2 separate regions of the Mus musculus genome follow, and region 1 is linked to region 2. Evidence: chromatin loops called from intact Hi-C (ENCODE). Cell type or tissue: left cerebral cortex. All regions are shown on one strand.

Evidence for each region. Hi-C counts contacts between places; a loop is a spot of excess contacts. Peaks named below come from ENCODE experiments on the same cell type or tissue, not always from the same donor. Only the 100,000 strongest peaks of a DNase experiment are listed, where the experiment ranks them.
Region 1: it touches region 2 in a loop (5-fold over the local background); 2 of 42 quality-filtered maps call a loop at or near these places.

Annotation. Positions count from the first base shown.
Region 1 is chr15:100,871,975-100,879,974 of GRCm38, forward strand. It overlaps a transcript of Scn8a not described here. Among named protein-coding and RNA genes, the nearest start is that of Gm35569, 42 kb to the left of the region's middle. In left cerebral cortex, no CTCF peak of the experiment used is centred here; DNase peaks (open chromatin) are centred at 423, 610, 873, 1,359 and 4 more places; H3K4me3 peaks cover 2,675 bases; H3K27ac peaks cover 1,541 bases.
Region 2 is chr15:101,000,562-101,008,561 of GRCm38, forward strand. It overlaps Scn8a (sodium channel, voltage-gated, type VIII, alpha), which reads left to right. Exons shown (of 26, transcript NM_011323.3): 12 at 1,473-1,605; 13 at 7,492-7,730. Among named protein-coding and RNA genes, the nearest start is that of Fignl2, 50 kb to the right of the region's middle. In left cerebral cortex, a CTCF peak has its summit at 1,305 (motif pointing left); DNase peaks (open chromatin) are centred at 4,135, 4,763, 5,336, 6,354 and 2 more places; H3K4me3 peaks cover 513 bases; H3K27ac peaks cover 3,995 bases.

The sequences.
Region 1 (8,000 bases), 130 kb before region 2:
CCACCGGTGGAGACTTGGCAGTTAACTTTCCGGGCGGTAGTGGGGGCTGTCAGACCCCTTCAGCGTCCCCTAGGTTCGAGTTAGGTTGGAGTGGGAGTTATTTTTCAGCCCAATAAGCAGGAATTCTCCAAACCATGCATTCCTTCCAACTACTCCACCCTGTGCCCTCTCCCTCACTTACACTGCAGTTTTTGAAGCACCGGGGGAATACATTTTATAACTGGAGGTTCCAAGATTCGCATCAGTGTTCATAATCAATGTCATCTGTTGGGGTGGAGGTGGGGGGAAAACATAGAAAAAACTTTGCATTGCACCTGGCCGAACTCGGGCAGGGAGAAATAGCAGGCTGCAAGGTCTGCTGCACAGGGGGAATGGCTTTTAATGCACAGTGGGGTGGGCATCCGGGAAGGCAGGGATTGGAAGCAGGAAGTGTGGGTAAGGGCCTTTAGGGCAAAGGGGGGGGGTGCTTTTTATAACTGTTTTCTCGAGTTTAAACCTGGAGATCCTTTAGGGAGGTTGTATGTGTGTTAGGATCGGGGGATGTCTTAGCTTTCCAAGGAGATTTCGGGTGTGGTAGGTTTTTAAACGTCTCACAGGCTCTCTTCCCTTTTCTCCATGTGCATTAGAAGATATGGGGGAGGGAGCCTTGTTCTTTCCTCAAAAATATGTTTTTGATGTGTAATGCAAATGGCTGGACAACGTTAATACCCAGTAGCAGGATGGCAGGAACCAAGAGGCTCAAACGCTCAAAACGCTGAAAGCTTTTAGCATTTTGTCTGTAACCTGGCTCTTGAAATACTGCAGCATTTTCCTCTGGAACTCATGACCCATAAGGCCTTCAGTTCTCCCTGAAAGAGGATTTGATTGCTGTGTGTGGGGGTAGTGATGGTTTGGTGTTCCGTGAGAATTGTGTCTGTCCTAGAAATTGAAGCTCTCCGGAGAGGGGCTGCAAGCATGTTCTGTGTTCTCAGAACATCTGATGTGTGTAGATATAATATGTCTCTTACTGGGATGTGGTGGGTTTTGTGTAGCAATTTCTGTGATGGTTCAGGCTAGCTAGTCACTGGTTTCTTGGGGTCGCTTTGAGAGACTGACTTTATATGCCTTCGGTTTTCATTTGAGGTTTTGTCAACTTTCCTATAAATATCTGGAAAATTTTCTTTTAAATTAACAAGGATAGGGACTTGGGATATAGTGTATTTAAAAACAAATAGCTATACGGTTGCTTGAAGGAGGACTCTAATCAGTTCACCCTGACGCTCGCTCCTGTCGGCATTGCCTTTCCTTGGCGTTACGCTTGCTAGAGCGGTACCTGCTGCGGTGCTGAAGGACAGCTCCCTGGCTTGTGTGGCTGAAGTCACGGTGGAAGGGACTGGATTCGCTTTGCCGCTATGAACAGCAGGCTTTCCCCGTGATGTGGATCTGCATGTGCATGCGCAGCTGGGTCGTACTTGAGGTTGAAGGTCTGGTTATCACATTTTTCCTACTCCCACGTAACTCCTCACTTCAGCTGTCCCTCACAGAGAGGCAGTGCTGTTTTGGCTTCAGCAGATCGGTATGTAAGGCATACATTCTGCTGACCGCATGGTTTCAGGACCCCCCCCCCCCCCGGTCATTTCAAATAGCAAGAAACTGTCAATATTACGGTAATTTGGTCTTTGCCAGAAGAAATTCGATAGCTAACCAAGTTAAGCTGAATCTGAAGGGTACTTTTGCTAGGTTGATCTAAACAGTGAGCTGGGGATGGGACTCAGCAGGCCAGCTTGCGAACCATTATGTCTCTGTGGTATGCTGGTCTAAAATTGTTTTAAAATCATAGATTAAGAAGGTGGAACATAAAATTCAACTTGCTCAGCCTCCTGCCTCCCTTGGGAATCCTTCTTATAGGACCCCCTCCACTTTGAATACTTTGTTGGTAGGGAACTCAGTGTCACAGAAAATGGCTCACCCCGGTGGTTGAAATACTTTAATCTCTCTTAGAAGGTAACATGTGTCACATTGAAGGACATACTTTGGAACTACATAAGGGGCAAAAGTCTTTCACATGCTTGCTATCATGAAAGCCGAGACAACATTTTGTAGAGAGCTGGAAGACACTCCACCTATTTGAAAAGAATGCAAAGAAACATGGCTACCTAAAGTGAGAGAGGGTTCTATGAATGGAAAGAAAACTCTTTCATGTGCTGGGGTTATGTAACAAGTCTGGAAAGCACCTGATTTACTTAATGGGTGTTTAACCCCTGTGAGTTACACTGGGAAAGGCCTTACGCCCGTACTGTAGAGGAAGTATTAAGGATAGCTTATCCAGAGTGTGCCCAGTTGCCACAGTTATAAAAAATAACAAACACTGGTTGCAGAAATAGTATGGAGGGAAGCCCTGGCTTTTACTGCTCAGCAGGAGCATTGGCCACATGTGCTTGTGCCTTTCAGTTATAAGCTACACTTGCAGAAGTTGCTCAAATGATACTTTCCAAGTTGTAGCTTTCATGTTCTTAGACTCAGGGTCTAATAGACCCAGGGGCTCAGACATTAAGTTGTTACATTTCCATTTGCCTTTCCCCTTAATCCTTTAAACAATTTTCAGGAAACTATCTTTAATGTGAAAGAATTTACCCAGAGTAATCCCCACCCCTTTTTAAGTCTCTTGGCTAAAATGTAGCACATTAATTAGAGGGATAAAGACCCCCAGTCAGTAACTTGATGACCATTGTCATCCAGTACTTCCCAGGTGTAAGACACTGTATCAGACATGGACACATTTGCTAAATAGCACCAACTTAGAAACCATGACCTGCTCGAAACCGTGGCTGTAAGAGAGCCAGAGGTAGAAACACAACTTTGGCCCTGTGGGCATATCGATCGGAGAAATGTTGTGTGACTGTCAGGTTAAGCTCAGTGGTTTTTACCTAAAAATAGTTTTCAAAAGGGTGGAAAATAAATGTGGGGAAAGAGAAAGGAGAAGGCAGCTGAAGTTGTTTCTGTCCCTTTGTGAAGTTAGGACACATAGTCAAATGCTATGTCATGGAATAAGGAAAAGTAACCCAACCAATTGCCATTGTCGAAGGTAACTACAGGCCTTGGACAGAGCTAGTTCAAATCCTGACTTGGCTACTTGCTTTTTAACCTCGGGCAAGTTATCTAGTTTCTCTGGGTTTGTAAACATAGGAGTAATAATGCCTTCAATGCCACGCTTGTGGGGATTATATAAAATCTGCTTCCGTCCTCTCGAGGTTTGGCAGCTTAGTGGGTATTTGCATGTGTATCTGATATATATGTAAGTTTCAGTAGTCTGAAAGCAGATAATTCCTGGAAGTCTGCGCAGGAGGCGGGGTCTGCAGGTTCCTTAACCTGAATGGACATTGCTAGTCTCAAATGAGAAAAATTATACCATACAGGTGCTGCGCTGACCCCACACCGCCCCATGATTGCATTTGCCCAAGCAGCTCTTTTCCCAGTCCCCCTGAAGTGTGCCGTGCTGGCGTTACTTACCACAAGGGACTGCTTTAGCACTCCGGCTGGAAGGCAACTGGACTGTTTTATCTACAGATCTAAAGATGGAGCCCTACCAGTCTTCTCACATGAGCTGGGTTTTTATCAGTGCGGTAGTTTGCAGTGGCTTCTGTCCTCATATTGGGACTCACAGGTGGCCACCTGCCTTGGGTGGTAGTCATTCTATTTACAGAAGCTCAGCCTATCCTTCTAGCTGGTGGTTGTTTAGAACTAGGGAAGGTGAGTGTTATTCCGTGTTACATCTTAGGAGATGGCGAACCCAAAAGGCGGAGTTGTCCAGGGGTGAGGATGACATGAGAGGTGGAACCGAGGCTGCCACGGAGCCTGGTTGATTCACACTTAAAAGATCCCCCCCTCCCCCATGAAATGGTGTTACATTCTGATGTTCATATAACCAAGTAAAATGAACAGTTTTGGTTTATTTTAAGAAATTATCATTATCCTAGGTAGCTAAACATATCTTCGTGAGTGGGCACGGTGAAAGATTCGGAGATAGGCAGAAGCACGGCTCAAGAAGCGTCTGGAAAAGGGGGAGGGGCGAGGGAAGGTGACCTGAGATCTGTCAGGAAGGGGTTGAGCTTGCATGCATTTCCCTCTGTGTGTCCTAACGCTCTGCCCCAAAGGAAAATCAGAACATAGCTGTGTTCTAGGGGACTGCCACACCCCTGTGTTTGTGTGTCTTTCTCCCTGTGTCTTGCAAATAAATACCCTTCTGTGGGGACTGGGAATGTCTCTCACCTCCATCCTGCATTAACGGGGACCTCAGGAAAGTTTGGCTGCTGACACCAGGGGCAGCTTTGCTCACGCTTGAAGCTGGAGGTCTTGGCGGACAGAGCATGCTGGGAACAGGTGCTGCTAGGTGAGACCTAGAGACCTAGGGTTGTTCTTGGAAGGATATAGGCTGGGAAGGAGCAGGTGAAAGGGGGAAGTAGCCAAGAGTTTCCTCAGGCATGGAGACATATGGCCATAGCAAAGGAAACTAAGTGGCACAAAACTGGGAGTCTGAGGGTTTGGGGTGGTGTGTGTATGTCTCTGTGTGTGTGTGTGTATGTGCACCCATTTGTGTGCATGTGTGTATGCATGTGGGGGTGTATGTGTGTGCATGCATGTGTGTGTGTATGTGTGTGTGTGTGTGTGTATGTGTGTGTATGTGTGTGTATATGTGTATGTGTGTGTATGTGTGTGTATGTGTGTGTGTGTGTATGTGTGTATGTGTGTGTGTATGTATGTGTGTGTGTGTATGTGTGTGTGTGTGCATGCATGTGTGTGTGTGTATGTGTGTGTGTAGAAGTTTGCAGCATTTCTGTAACCTTATGGTGGTAGGGAGAGGTTTTCAATGTCACTGGGACTTGTCCAGAGGTCTGGAAATGGAGAACACTGAATCCCTCAAAAGCTGTTAACTGACACCTTCCCTGTTCTCTTGGTTAGTGCATCTTGTATGCTGTTAAAGGCTTTGCCGTTCCAGGCAGTACAGGCTTACAGGAAAGTTACTTCACTTGCGTATCAGCATTCCCACCAGAGTGAACTCGGGGAGTCAGGGACAGTCAGTCAGGTTAGTTTTAACAGTTAGGTAACTTTTAATGATGAAAGGGATCAAGACTACTTCCTCAGTGAAAAAGCAGTCCGCTTCCACTGTAATTCCTTCCTGTCTTTATTCTAAAGACAGTTAAATACCGAGCCTCCGGAAGCTCAGGGTCTGTTGCAAACCATCCGAAACAGCGGCTTTCTTGTTTTGCCAAGCAGTGTTTGTGAGTGAGTGAGGTTGTTTGCTGTATGGTGAGCTCTGTACTTCAGCTCTTTAATTAAGGATGACGCCGTGAGCTTTGGTGCCACATCCACTACTGCCTTTTCGACTTAGCAGTAAGCAGAATAAAACGATTTCAAATGAAAACAAATTAGTGCATTATTATTAAACTGCAGAGGAATATTAAGCAGGTTGTAAATGAGCCTGGCAGAACTTTCTCAGAGGTCAGAATATCCAGAAACCTCATTTGCTACAGAATTCTCAGTTGGATTTCCTAGGATTTGCTGTAAAGAGATGTGATCCCTTGTTTATAGGGAAAGTGCCTTGAGTGTGATAGCCATGCTTTAAACATTGGCATTGTTCGGCTAGGGTCAGGGGAACGTTCAGAGTATGAGGGGTTATCAGAGGGCGTGGGGGTCCAACAGACATGGGAGTTGGGGTGTGACTGTGAGAAAGGCTCATACCTTAAGACAGGTGTGCGGTCTTCTGAAGACTCCTGGGGAGGGGGTCCATCTCTGGGCTCATTTCTGGATGACAGTGGTTCCGATCTCTGGGACAGAGCTCAGAACCTTGGGAAGGTGCAGTCTCACTTGTTTGTGTTCAGTCTTGTTCTGTCTCTGCTACATTGTTTTCTTCACCTGATTGCTGTGTTGGGAAAACTGGGGGGAGGGGGGGCGTCTTCTTGCTTTATGGAAATAGGGCTGACAGACTTAATGCTCACTGTTAGTCGTACTGTAAGAGCCTCTCCACACCGGCAGTCTTGTGCTCTCCCTTCCATTCTGCCTTAAAGACACTGCCTTTGAATTTACTTGCTTAAGTGGTTGCTAGAGACAGAGGGTTCAAGACCAACGTGGTTGAATTGTCTCTTCCTATCTCTCAGCCTTCCACTACACATTCCATATGCCCAGTCGTGAATACTAGGTCTTGGGCACATGCACACAGTAGCCCCTCCTACCCAACTCAACCCTTTCCCATCATCCTTTAGAAAGCTTTTATCTTTAAAGTACTTATTTTATACATATGGGAGTTTTGTCTGCACCACGTGCTTGTCTGGTGCCTGCACAGGACAGAAGGAGGCATTGGGTTCCTGTCCCTGGAGTTACAGGTCATTGTGAGCAGCCGTGTGGATGCTGGGAATGAACCCGGGACCTCTGGAAGAGCAGCCGGTGCTTTCAAAGGCCGTCTCTCCAGCCCACTCAGAAAGACTAAATAATTTGACAATTCGATCTCTCATTGTAATCCTTCCTCTACTTTGTCATATACATAACTCCACTGTGTTTTCCTTTTATTGATGAAAATTTTACACTAATGTTTTGGGTTATTTAATGTAAAAAGTTAGTTTGGGTGAAACATCCTCTCCTACCACTTGAATTGCTTTTTGGAGTTCCCATGTAGAGGAGACATAGTCTAAGCGGTCCCTTGGTTTCTATGGGGAACTCTGTTGTCCCTCCTGACCACAGCAGTCTACAAATATTTATTAAATACACCCAAGGGAGAGAGGGGACTGTAGCAGGTACTGAGAGCTGTATAAAAGATCTCTTTGTATTCTAGAAACTTACCTGGTCAATTAAGTACTAAATATAAAATCCTAAAGAATAGGTTTTCATAATGGTTCAATGATTGAAAAGGGTTTAATTGCCAGCTGAGTGGTGTAGCTGGCAATTAGTTAATAAGTTGATTTCCCCTGAGATACAGTCTCACGCTGAAGCACACTGGCCTACACACGTCTTCCAAGCTCACCTCAAACTCGTGGCTATACTGCCACAGCCTCACGAGGGCCACCATGCCTGGCCAGAGAGCTAATTTTTCAGAAAATCTTCAGACTGGTTTGATCAGGAGCAGGTTGTTGGAAGATGTCTGCTCCGAGCTTTGCGTTATGTTGTGAGACGGTAAGAACGTAGAGTGTTCTGGGGGAGTAGTGCGCAGTCTAGGTGGGCTGGCTGGGTACAGTTCCCCAGTTGCAGAGAAGCCTGCAAAAATAGCAGTGGGTTAGGCAACGTTAAAGGCTTTTCAGCTGTGCTCATGTCGGTGGACAGCACAGACGGTTGAGAGGAGTGCTAACCGAGCCACAAACGAGGCCATGACGTCATGGTCTGGGGAAATCACGTAGCTGTGTTTGACAGGATGGCGCAGAGCAGGGCGTGGACAGCCGAGCAGCTGGCAGTTTGATTTGGCCTCATTGTATATGGGTGAAAGCTTGACTTGTGGTCAGGATGGATGGGAAAGAAGGCAAACAGAACTTTGAATACGTGTGCCACATGGAGTCTTATGTTAGGGGAACTTTTTTTTTTTTCTAATTTTAAAATTATTTTTCTGCAGGGATTTCTCCCCACGAGCTTCTGGGTTTATTTATTGATTTGTTTATTCTTTTGGGAAAACCTGTCTTTTGAGCTTGTTTAATTCTTACACTCTCCCTGATGAAGGACTCCTGCTTTTATGTTGGAGTCTTGATCCATTTATACATCATTGTTTTAATTAAAAATGTTGTTACACTTTGTTCAACGAGTGTATATGTGTATGCACAGGGGTTCATATTACCACGGTGCACTTGTGGCTGTCCAGGGGCATCTTGAGAGAGAGAGAGAAGGTTCTCTCCTCCCACCATGTGGGGTCTAGTCATCAGACTTAGTGGCGAGTGCCTTAGTCACTGAGGTATATCAGTAGCTCTCCATTAACACACCCTCCCCTCTTCAGTTACAGTTGTTACAAGTTGAGTCCATTAGTGTAGCCCATAAGTGTGTTTGGG
Region 2 (8,000 bases):
TTTCAAAGGTTGTTAATAATGCAGTCTGAAGAAATTATTTCTTGCTATATACAGAAACAGAAAATAGACACCAAACCCATAATATAAGGAGTTTCCCTTCCATATTTGTCATCTGGTCTTTTCAGGGGTGAACATTTTGAAAATCATCTGTCATCTATTCTGTAGATTGATAGAAGGGCCAACTCAGTAAAAATCTGAGATCAATCCAATGCCAGAAGTAAGTGTCTAATAGAGAGACTTCGTCCATTCATTTTTACATGGTTATCATTTTTACAGTGTAGTAGACTTAATATGATAATTAAATATTCTATCAGAATGAAAATTATGGCAAAAAATGGCTTCTTAGAAACAGTACCTTATCTGAAATAATAGTTAATAAGTCATTCTTACATATACAGATGTTTTTATAGAACTACAGGAGAGGGGCGGAGCTCCTCCAGACAGGAAACAGCAGCTGGGGAGGAGCTCGGCCTCCTAAATTTCAGTCACTGGTGAATCTCAGTTTTGTCAAGCAAGCCAATTCTAGCCAAATGTGTGGCTATGAGACTAGGACAGGGGAACACAGGATCTGTTCCCATCTCCTTGTCCCCGGGGGGGCTGTGGCATTCCTGCTTAAGACCTAACCAGAGGAGGTATTTAGGTCCCAGCCAGATTCTTAGGTTCACTGAAGATCGGGCTAAATCCAGATGACTTGGTCTTCGCCACAGAACTAAAGATCATCTGTGGCCAACTTACGAGTAGGATTATAGGGGCACGAGTCGTTTGTTGTTTGTTTAAGCGTCTTTCGGAGCAGGATTCAAATCCAGTCAGAAAGTGGCTGTTTACTCTCAAGATGTTTGTGCTGCTGCCACGGACAGCATCTTGCTGGGATATCTTGCCAGGGCTGCTCAATATTATAGCTTGCAGGGCTCATGGTTGTGTAAGATTTGTGGGGACTCAAGCCAGACCAAATTCCAGCATGGAGCGGGGAGGTGGGCATGAAGCCCACCCCTGGCTGAGGAGCTCCTGGGATTTGCTAGCTGCATGGGAGAGGAAGGGGGTGGGGGACACGAGGTTGGACAGACAGGGAAGAAGGTGAGCGGATCCAGGAGAAGTCGGGAGAGGGAGTGCACGTAATCAAACCACCTTGTACTAAATTCTTAAAGAACTAGTTCAAATATATATATATATTTAAAAAGCCATGCTGATGGGAATGGAGAGATGGCTCAACAGTCAAGAGCACTGGCTACTTTTCCAAAGGTCATGAGTTCAATTCCCAGCAACCACAAGGTGGCTCATAATCACATCTGTAATTGGATCTGATGCCCTCTTCTGGTGTGTCAAGGACAGTGTGCTCATATACAAAAAAAAAAAAAAAAAAAAGCCTTGCAGATGATAAGGCTCTTGCTCATGCTTGACTGTCAATCCACTGGGGCCCAAGCCTTATGTTAGCCATATATTACTCACCCTATTTGCTTTATTTTATTTCTCAGGCAACAACTGAGGTGGAGATTAAGAAGAAAGGCCCTGGATCGCTCTTAGTCTCCATGGAACAACTCGCCTCCTACGGACGGAAGGACAGAATCAACAGTATAATGAGCGTTGTCACAAACACACTAGTGGAAGGTGTGTGCCCTGTCTTATCTATCGGAGCAGCTGAGCCGTGAGTGTGTAGTGTGTGTGGTAAATACAGCCCCGCCCCTCGTAAAGCCCGATAAGCCTTTCGAATAGATCCCACCACATACAGAAATCAGGGTCGCAAATTGTCTTCCCAAAGCTGCGTGCAGAGAATCAAATGAACCACTTCAGACCTGCGAGCAGCATCACACACAGGTGAGACAGAGGGAAGAGACGCAGGGAATGAATCATGGGAGGATCTCAAGTAGCTCCGGGGAAACCACCCTTCCTGGCCTCGGCCTCATGGGTACCTTCCTCCTCTCTGCTCTGCTGACCTACTCTACAGCCCTTTAGGTTTTCCCTGAAGGAACTTGTACATGTGTTAGATCTTCCCTAGCTGCCAGTCTCTGAAAGCCTCCAAGAGCCACAACTATGTGAAATGTGTGGCTAGAACCCCGAACCATAAGCCTCTCTTTGGGACTTGGTTTACAGGGAGCAAGCAGCCACTTTTGCATCATAACTGTCTGCAGGGTTGTTGCTGTGAAAGCTGATTTCTCTGGGCTGCATGGCTTCTCCCTGACACAGCTTGGAACTGCTGGGAGCTTCCTTTAGGCCATGGTACCCCTGGCAAGTTCCAGCCTCTCTGCCATTCTGGTTTATATCTCCAGGCTCCGCTTGGAGGTCAACTCAGGACCTAGCGTCCCTCACAAGGATCCTCGTTGGTTCTGTTTGTATTTTACTCCTTTGGTATGGGTTCTAGCCGAGTCTGGATGTTTCTGAGGCTTCAGATATCTGGTCTCATGGTTCACTCTGCCAGGCTAACTCAGCACCAAGCACAGCCCCTGAGATGATGGTGTGGATCATTGGCTTGCTAGCCTCGGGACACATTTTCTGAGTTGTTTAAGCTCACCGTGTGTGTGTGTGTGTGTGTGTGTGTGTGTGTGTGTGTGTGTGTGTGTGTGTGTGTGTGTGTGGTGTCTGTCTGTCTGTCTGTCTGCCTATCTGTCTTACTCTCTGTGTGTTGGGATAGGGGTGCCATAGAAAGAGAACCCCTAAGAAACCCCTATAATAGCATTGGTACCCCCAGAGGTGCAAACAGTGAGAGATAGCACTGGGCGTAAGAATATCAAGTTGAACAACCTTCTTTCAGCTGCCTGAGCAGCCGCCGTTCACTCTGGGTTTTCAGTTCCCGCGGAGGTCAATGACTGATTCTGGGTTTTCAGTCCTGTTGAGGTCAGCATTTGATAGAGCGTCTTCAAACTTTGTGGCATGTGTGTTGTGTGTGTGTTTCAGGCAAACTGCTGCAGACTGTAAGAACTACAAGCTGAGGAACACTAGCTTGAGGATTTTGGCTAATTTTATTTATGCACTTAGAGCCCAAGACAGACTTTTCCCAAGTGTGTGTGGCAATTGAGGTAGAAAGTCACGCTCCCTCAGATACATTCATTATTGGCAGGGACACCGTCACAACAGAATGATCTGTTCAGCACAGTGATTAGACTGATTGCTCATTGCAGTGGTCTGGCACAGGGTCTGGCCAATGTGGAGACTCAAGCAACACCGTTAAACTGGCTTAGCTGTGCCTGGGGCAGTGGAATATTGGTGTGGTATCACTTCCGGAGACTTTTTTTGAATGTGAGCATGGGGCACTTGTACTTTGAAAGCTGACTTTGTCTTCCTCCCTCTGCTCTACACATTCTCTTCTTTCCACTAGACACACACACTCTCACACACACTCACATATACACACTCACACACACATACACATACTCACTCACACACATTCACACACATACACACTTACATACATACACACTCTACACACACACTCTCACACACCCACATATTCACATACACTCACACACATACACACTCATACATACCACACATATGCATACACACATACACATATACTCATACACTCACACATATATATGTACCCATATATGTGTGTGCATGCATGCACATGCTTGCACACGCATGCACACACATGCTTGCACACGCATGCACACACACACACACACACATTCACACAGGACAGAAGCATCACTCAGGGGATGGAGATGGCTGTAGCTGTAATTATGTTTCCTAAGGAAGAAAGCTATTCCAGCACTTCTCTGTTGGTAGGTTCGACTGTTCCCATAGCCTGTGCCTGTCCTATCACCACACCCTCCAGTCCTGTACTTTGTCTTGTCTCCTTTAATTGAAGCTGAGGAGCTGGGACTGCTATAAGCAAAGAGCAGTGAATGGCTGCAACTGAGTAATGTGAGCAGATTAAAGACATTAACAAAGAGCCACTGGTTTTAACCACAGCCCCTGGCTCTAGTTACTGCTTGCTACATTAAGAGCATTAAATGAATAATTATCCTGCTTCCAAGACTTGCAATTGGAAAGGTCTGATGTCATTTTAATCCAAAGATTTAAATAATTGCTTTTGAAGCCAAGAAACAGGCTCTTGCCTACCTAAAGGTTTAGGTACCGTAGTGGAGAATTCTAGAATTGGTTCTTAAGAAGAAAAGCCTCTCTGCCCCTCCCTACCTGATCCTGTATAAAACTCACTCAGCAGTGTCCTGTAAACTGACAAATCCCCAGCTAGCAGAGCCATGAGCTCTGGGATGTGTCAGCACTGGGTCGGATGTAGGCCTGCGAGTGCAGCCTCACTGTTCCTCAGAGCAGTGAAGAACACTGAGGAAGAGAGCTTGGAGGAGGCAGTGCTTTTAGTGCTGCAGTGTGACAGTTCTGATTCCCTGGGGAGGAATGGTCATGGCCATTGCTGCCCCTCGAGCAGCCATCTAGTCCCTGCTGCTGAAAACTGCCCAGGCAGTGGGCACTCTTTCCTGCGCAGCCAAAAACTGCTGGAAGTTTTTGAGTTGAGGAAAACTCTTGCCATAAACCTTTTGGTCCCTCAAAGTCACTGTCGTGGTGGACTGAGGGTGCACGTTGGAAACAGTCTCCAGTATTCCTGGGACTGACTCATAGGGCAACCCTTCAAAAATGCCCAGAAGAAAGGCAGGAGAAAGACCACAAACTCCAGACACTCACCCCCTTATCTCAGCTCATTCCTGGAACACTTTGCCACGGAGGCCTGTGGGGCTGGCCGGTAACAGCAGAGAACCCGTAAAAACATCAGATACAATGTATATCTGCTGTTCCTGTCACTAGGGAATCTGAGGCGGGAAGATCCAATGTACCCATGAGATAACATAATGAGATCCCCATCTCCAAAAAAACTGATACAAAGAAACTAACAAGCCTTCATTGAGCCAAGGATCCATGAAACCAAGTATCCACTGAGACAAGGACCCACTGAGACAAGGACCTTCACCTCCCACCCTCACTGTGCTCTCTATGGCACTGACCCACTGGGGCTTTCCTCAGCTCACCGATGTAGCTAGGGACCGGAAACAGCCTGTAGGGATCCTCTAGGTGGCCCAAAGGTAGAGAACCCCTTTACTGTCTGCTAAGACATGGAGACAAGTGCAGCGTACGTAAGGTGCGGCAGTCATGTCATCTCTCAGATGTGAACAGTCAGGGCTTCACCTTCCCCAGCAGAACCACTAAGCTGCAGACATTGCGAGAAGGGAGGAGATAAAAAAGGAACGGAACCGAATTTCCAAATATGCACTGTAAGAATTTATGGAAATCAGAGAACCTTTTCGTTTTTCTTTTTCAGGGATGAAAACTAAATTTACCTTGGGAAAGGGGGGAGTTCTGCGGGAAGGAGGCTGAGGCAAATTCTCTTCACAGACTTCTTTTCCCACGCAGACTCCCACGTGGCTCTCACTGGGGCCCTTCAGTCTGAAAACCAAGGCAACCATTTTCTTAGCAACCAGGGAGCCAGTCTGATACCCAACCAAACCACCCCTCCCTAAAATAAAGTCATTGCCATGGGCCACACCAGCTGGCTGGAGAAGGGGAAGCAAGCCGGTTGACACCCCCTTCTAGAGGAAGCATTGGAAATTTTTGTGTATTTTGTTTTTATTTGTTTGCTTACTTGATTGATGGTGGGGTTTGCTTTTATAGAAATCAGGGCTTATTATGCAATCCAAACTAGTGCAGTCATTTAGCCCAGGCTGGCCTCAAATTAATAATTAGTCTCCTGTATGTTCGGTTTATAGGCGTGCCCAGCTTTGGGGAGGATTTCATTTTTATTTTATTGGTGTCACTGGGGTTGAAGTCCTGTGAACCTGTGATATATATCTCTCTCTCTCTCTATATATATATATATAGAGAGAGAGAGAGAGAGAGTTTATCATAGGGAGGGGAGTTAAGAGGGTAATAAAGGCAAATAAAGGCAGAGAGAGAGTAGAGAAGTAGAAGAATAGAGGCTGGCCATGAGCATGGGGGGGGGGGGGGCGGGGAATGGGGAAGGAGCAAGGGGACAGAGAGGGAGCAAGAAGCCAAGAGACCAAGAGAAGGAACAAGAGAGCAAGTTCAGGTTCTTGAAGAACATCTTCACTAGATGAGGAACTGTTTCATTTCCTGTAACTTGAGGAGGGTCTTGCAGTCCGAGCGATCAACACACGGAGGTTGGAGTGGCCACAAGCTAAGCAGCTCTCTGCCTTAGCTATCTAATCATTCTTTTTATTTTGGCTTCCTACATAATCAGAGAGACCCTTTATTCAGTGTCTGTTCCGTGCTGAGAGTCCCACAGTTCTGGGGACGGACCTGCGTGGCTCTAGGGAGGGAGCCTGGGAAGGAGGGCGTGTCTTGGACCGGGCTGTAAGCTCCTCCCCTCACAGTCAGCCAGAGCAGTTCCCGGCTGACCTGTATGTAGGGGCCACGTGAGGCGGTTGAAAAGCTAGGTCTTTCTCTTAAGAGAGATAGGACTAAGACGAAGTAAAGGAAGAGAAACAGAAAGGAAGTATGGAGGGGTGGAGAGAGATGCTACAGGAAGAGAAGGAAGCACGAGAGTAGGAAAGGGGAGAGAGATGGAGGTAGGAAGAGAGAGAAAGGAGAGGATGCACCCTGGGTAGCTACCTCAGCTCTGGCTGCAGCCTCACTGAAGGTAGGACACTACCCTGTGCTCTGGAAGCAGCAGACATGTGCGTGGTGTCGGTCCATCCCTTTCCTGCTAATGGAGAGGGCATTTCTGCCAGACACACTGTCCACAGCTCCCACTTTCTGCTAAGGGCCGAGGCACCTGGTGGATATTTTAGCTTGTTTAATTCCATGTGTGTATGCGTATGCTTGTGTATGTATTAGTGTAGGTCTGTGCATGTGTGTGCAGATACACATCTGTGGTAAGGAGGCTAGGCTGGCTACCAGCAAGCTCCGAGGGATCTGCCCACAGACATGCACCGCTGTGCTCAGCTTTTATGTGGGTGGTGGGGATCTTAACTCGGGGCCCAGTGCTTGCACAGTAAGCATTTTACTGACTGAGCTGTCTCTCCCAGCACCCAGTTTGTTTCATTCTTACCGCTGCCCACCAAAAAGTGGCTTAACCTTCTTCATGGTCCTACAATTAATAGCGAGTATCTGGTCTGGTATTAGAGAGAAGGGACTTTCCCTTTTATCTTAACGTGAAGGAAACCTGAGAAGGGTCAGCGGACAAGCACCCTTTACTCACAGATTTAATAAAGACAACCACCTGTCCAGAGGAAGATACTCTGTATCCTGTTTTCTCTCTGTGCCAGTGGCTCTCACCCTTCCTTCCCTTTAATACAGTTCCTCATGTTGTGGTGACCCCCCCAACCATAAAATTATTTTTATTGTTACTTCGTAACGGTAATTTTGCTACTGTTATGAATCGTAATGTAAATGCCTGTGTTTTCCGCTGGTCTTAGGTGACCCCTGTAGGAGGATCGTTCACATCTCCCCCCAGGGAGTCACGACCCACAGGTTGAGAACCATTGCTCCATAGTGAGGGCTCTCTTTGTTCTTTGCTCTCTCCAGAGCTGGAAGAGTCTCAGAGAAAGTGCCCACCATGCTGGTATAAGTTTGCCAATACTTTCCTCATCTGGGAGTGTCACCCCTACTGGATAAAACTGAAGGAGATTGTGAACCTGATCGTCATGGACCCTTTCGTAGACTTAGCCATAACCATCTGCATTGTCCTGAACACACTATTTATGGCAATGGAGCACCATCCCATGACGCCACAATTCGAACATGTCCTGGCCGTAGGGAACCTGGTAAGACGGAGCAGGGTCTCTGAGAGAATGACTTGAATGTGGTTTCGCTGTGGGACTTTCCCTGGGGTGGGAAGCTGGAATTTAGTTAACAAGGAGGTGATGGTTAATTGGAGACGAGGGCATCCATATGCCCTGGTGCCCATGCTTCTGCCAGCAGCAGCGCACCTTCAGCTGCATCTTCTCTGCAGAACTCTGAAGTCGCCTCGTAGAGCTGTTGGCAGGAAGCCAGCTACAGTGGCAGAGTGGGAGAGAGGACAGTGGGTCGGTTCA